Linked DNA regions of Homo sapiens: region 1 is linked to region 2. Evidence: read pairs that join two places in POLR2A ChIA-PET (ENCODE). Cell type or tissue: MCF 10A. All regions are shown on one strand.

Region 1 (2,500 bases), 380 kb before region 2:
AAGATAAGTGAATGCCTACCAACTCTCCTTGGTGTCTATGCTGCATAGTTACTGTAGGTTTGATAATAGTAGCAGTTTTTATATTTTTATAATTTATTGCCTTCTTCCAAATGGATGGAATCATTTCCTTTGTAATAATTAAGCAAAATGTTTTACTTCATTTTTGTAACATTATTCCTGAGAGGATAGGTATACACCCCCTGAAGTTCCCATTCAAAAGAACAAAATAACAGATAAGTATTTTTAGTCCCATAATGGTTAGCCCTGGCCTGTGTATACTGGGACCAGGCATACTGGGAATCAGCTTAATTTTACAGCAGGGTTTTATTTTACTTCTCTGGCAATTAATGGATTCTGGGTATTTATTAAGACTTTAAAATTTAACCCAAAGACTGTTAAATACCACCAGTCCAGCTCTGGCAAAGGACTGTTGGCTTTGTTCATCTCCAACATCACCAAAACACACTGCCATCGCAACCCAGGCTTATCTTGGGCCCTTGAAAAAATGTCCTACCACCTCAACTACAAGGGAGGGACTCCCTTCAAATTAATGGATCTGCATGACTTCTATGACTTCAAAATTACATAAACAACAAAAGTTACAATGTCAGGATGAGCAGTAAACCTTCTCCAGTCCTACCAAAGTAACATTTCTGGGGTTGCATCTCCTCAAAAACCTATTTGGGGCCCAAGAACGCACAAAGAACTAAAATCCCAGGTGCCACTTTGTATTAAAAAATTCTAGTCAAACCCTGGGAACCTTGAGTCATCAGAGTAACTACACCCTAGGGATTAACCTCTCACATGATATGTAAGCTATGCAGTTACCTAGGCTGCATCATTTAGAAAACCTGTATGGTTTGCATGAAACTATTCCTAATTAAGGGCACTTTAAAGGACACACAGTCTAAGTACTGTCAAGGTAGGACCACTAGCTGTGTTCACATTTTCACTTGGGAAGACTGTAGTAATCCTAAGACAGCTAGTTGCCTTTTGGTTCTCCAGTATGAAAATACCTCTGGGTGGTTGCTGGTGGACACTAAGCATAACTACCTTCACCAGGAAAACTTAACTGCTAGGACAACTGAGGATACTTCCCAAGGTCCTTTCCAGCCTTTAACTGGAGCCACCTTAGCAGGGACCTTAACCACTGGGGAAAGAAAAACAAAAAGCTAACCCATATGTTCACCATAGAGAATGATTTTTATCTTGAAAAACACGGAGTCTTTTTCCTGTGTGGAACTAGTTCCTAGTTATGTTTACCAATCAAATGGACTGAAACCTCTACACTTCTTTATTTAGCCCCTGAAATCTGTATAGCTCTCAATAACCAGTCTCTCATACCTTTAACTGCACCCGCCAGGCACAAATGAACCATCAAACTCATACTCCTTTTGGTAGGACTAGGAATAACCGCAGAAGTAGGAACAGGAGTTAGCAGGCTTGCAACATTCCTATCCTATTACCAACGTTTGTCCAAGGATCTTTCAGAGAGCTTGGAAGACATTGCCCAAAGTATTGTCACCTTACAAAATCAGATAGACTCCTTGGCAACGGTCGTTTTACAAAATAATAGGAGACTGGATTTCCTAGCTGCTGAAAAAGGTGGCATATGTCTTTTCCTAAAAGAAGAATGCTGGGGTTTTTTGTTGTTGTTGTTTTGTTTTGTTTTGAGATGGAGTCTCACTCTGTCATCCAGGCTGGAGTGCAGTGGCGCGATCTCGGCTCACTGCAAGCTCCTCCTCCCGGATTTATGCCATTCTCCCGCCTCAGCCTCCCAAGTAGCTGGGACTACAGACGCCTGGCACCACGCCCGGCTAATTTTTTTTTTTTTTTTTTTTTTTTCAGTAGAGACAGGGTTTCACCGTGTTAGCCAGGATGGTCTCCAGCTCCTGACCTCTTGATCCGCCCGCCTCAGCCTCCCAAAGTGCTGGGATTACAGGCGTGAGCCACCGCGCCCCACCGAAGAATGCTGTTTTTATGTCAACCAATCAGGATTAGCAAGAGATGCCGCCTGAAAATTAGCTGATGGGGCCTCTAAAATATAACAACAGCTGTCCGAGTCATGGGGCTTCTGGTCAAGGGCACTAAGTTGGGCTTCATGTCTACTTCCCTTAGCTGGCACATTATTAACAATTATGCTCGCATTGACCATGTTGGACCATGTTTGTTAAATCTTTTAACCAAATGTATTTTTTCTCACCTAGAGGCCATTAAGCTTCAAATGATCATGCAGCAGGGCTTCTATCCAGGGAATGATGCCAGCCCCGGCCAACAAGAAGTCATCCTGTCTCCACTAGACAGAGCAGGGTGAGAGTTCCATGGTCCCCAAGTAGATAGGGACAGTGCCCCAAACAGCATGAAGCAGTTACAGAAGAAAGACTGTCAGTCCCTCTACCTCCTGTAAATATTTGATATTAAGTCTCTCAAGGGGGAATGAGGCAGGAGAATAGGATCTGGAGACAGGGAGCCTTCACTTTAGCCTCTGATTGGTCGCAGG
Region 2 (2,500 bases):
CGATGGGGGAGGATTGCTTGAGCTCAGGGGTTCAAGACTAGCCTGGGTAACAAAGTGAGGCACTATCTCTACAAGAAAAAAAAAAATAGCTGGGCGTGGTGATGCGCGCTTTTTTTTTTTTTTTTTTTTTTTTTTGAGACAGAGTCTCGCTCTGTCACCCAGGCTGCAGTGCAATGGCCCGATCTCGGCTCACTGCAACCTCCGCCTCCCGGGTTCAAGCGATTCTCCTACCTCAGCCTCCTGAGTAGCTGGGATTACAGGCGCCCGCCACCATGCCCGGCTAATTTTTGTATTTTTAGTAGAGACGGGATTTCACCATGTTGATCAGGCTAATCTCGAACTCCTGACCTCGTGATCCGCCCGCCTCGGCTTCCCAAAGTGTTGGGATTATAGGCGAGAGCCACCGCGCCCGGCCCTAGTAAACTTGTATTTCTCACACATTATGTAAGCCACCTTAGGATACAGTTCTCAAGTAAGTCCCCCTTTTCGGCACCCGATTCTCCAACCCTCCATTGCTCAAACCTTTCCTCCATGGCTGTGTCCCCACCCCGAGTCGTGCATAACTTTTGTTGATGACAAAAGGTGGCAGACTTTTGTCCTGGGGATAGGTAGGTGAAGTGTTTTAAGAAATGGTTATTTTCAGGCTATGCAGAAGAATGAGACTTCACCATCAAGCCTCACTACAGTCAGGCTTGCAGAGCAGCGACACTGTATTGACAATGACAATCCTTTCTTTTAAACTCCAAACCTAACTAAGCCACACGTCTCCATGCAAAGGGTAAAAGATTGAAGACGGAGTGGGAAAGGACAGGAGGCGGGGCATAGCGGGCCTGGAAGGCTTCCAGCTTGTCCCTGTGGACCCTCCTCGCCCCTATGAACTTCCGCCCCCAGTACCTCCGAGGCTCTGACAGGCGGATGCCTGCCAACTACGTGAGCACGTGGTGGCGCGCGCGGTCCTGGGGGCGGAGCCCAGGGGGTAGCTGGGAAGCGACGCAGGACGTCGGTCCGTGCGTACGTGCTCGCTCACGGCGGCGGCGGCGGAGCGGAGAGGCCAGAGCCGGAGACCGAGCTGGGATCGGGCCCCGGGCGGGGGCGGTGCGAGCGGCGCCAAGCAGATCTTAGGGGCGGGGACGGAGCCGGGGCGGGCGGGACTGAAGCGGAGCCCGGGAACGGGGCGGGAGGTCCCAGGGTCCCGGGTTGGGGGGGTGGAGCAGCATTTCGTCGCCGCGGGGGTGCCGGGACTCCGGCCGCAGTGTCGCCGCCATCACGGACTTCCTGTGGGACAAGCGCACGGGCCTCGCCGCCAGAACGGTGAGCGCGCGGGTTGGCTGGCCGCGCGAAAAGATGGCGACCGCGGGGCGGGCGGGGTTAGGCTTGGGTTGGGGGCAAGGGACGGGGGCGAGATTTGGAGAGGAGGAGAGTTGAGACCTACGAAGCGACGGAGTAGGGAGATGAGGGGGAAGGAGGTCGGCCTGCGTTAGATGTACCAAGAAGACCTGTAGGAAGCTTGGGCGGAACCAGACTAGAAGGGATGATAGAGTAAGGATGGGAGTGGTTCCAGAGATGTGAAGGAGTGGAATATCAAAGTTGGACTCGGGTCCAATCAAAGCTGGAGGGGAGGAATACATCACCGTGTCACTTGGAACATGCAGGAAGAATTTGCCTGTAGGAGTTCTGGATTTTCTGAGTAAGAAAGGAAAAAGCAAAAGATTTCAAACTTGAGAAAGGTAGGCTAGTGATGTTTTGAGGGGACAGTGCTGTGAGGCCGTTTGATGGTAGTATGTGGTGAGATGGCATTTATGTGGCTATGCTGATTAGGATAACTATGCTGGGAAAATCTTGTGCTTGCAGCTTGGTATGCTACCGGCCCCAGTTACACCAAGAATGCATCAAATACCACCCTCCTCAATTTGGGGAGGTTGGGAAGAAGTGATACAGAATGGTGGTCAGACATCGGAATCATTAAACCTTTTGCATACGCGATTCTCATACACCCCCACCAAGACTTATGTCCCTGGGCCTGTTTCATTTTATTGTGCCTTCCTATTCTCATCTTCCTGGATTGTGACAGTGATTTTTCTCTTTTTTCCTTGAAGGAAAAAAAGGATTTGTGAACCATCCCATTCCAATTCCATTAACTGGAAGGTGGCCAGCTGTCAGCTAAGTAGGGCTGATATTAATTAAAAACCACTTACTGGCCAGGCGCGGTGGCTCACATCTGTAATCCCAGCACTTTGGGAGGCCAAGGCGGGCGGATCACCTGAGGTTGGGAGTTCGAGACCAGCCTGACCAACATGGAGAAACCCTGTCTCTACTAAAAATACAAAATTAGCTGGGCGTGGCGGCGCATGCCTGTAATCCCAGCTACTCGGGAGGCTGAGGCAGGAGAATCGCTTGAACCCTGCAGGCGGAGGTTATGGTGAGCCGAGATTGCGCCATTGCACTCCAGCCTGGGCAACAAGAGCAAAACTCCGTTTCAAAAAAAAAAAAAAAAACACAA

The links. ChIA-PET counts read pairs that join two places held together with the same protein. Peaks named below come from ENCODE experiments on the same cell type or tissue, not always from the same donor. Only the 100,000 strongest peaks of a DNase experiment are listed, where the experiment ranks them.
Region 1: POLR2A ChIA-PET joins it to region 2 with 10 read pairs; 7 of 35 experiments call an interaction of 5 or more read pairs at or near these places.

The regions. Positions count from the first base shown.
Region 1 is chr1:155,650,582-155,653,081 of GRCh38, reverse strand. No RefSeq gene overlaps it. Among named protein-coding and RNA genes, the nearest start is that of YY1AP1, 37 kb to the left of the region's middle. In MCF 10A, a CTCF peak has its summit at 1,259; DNase peaks (open chromatin) are centred at 1,461 and 1,761.
Region 2 is chr1:155,272,012-155,274,511 of GRCh38, reverse strand. It overlaps CLK2 (CDC like kinase 2), which reads left to right and starts at 1,008. Exons shown (of 13, transcript NM_001294338.2): 1 at 1,008-1,311. RefSeq lists an enhancer at 1-415. In MCF 10A, no CTCF peak of the experiment used is centred here; DNase peaks (open chromatin) are centred at 971 and 1,551.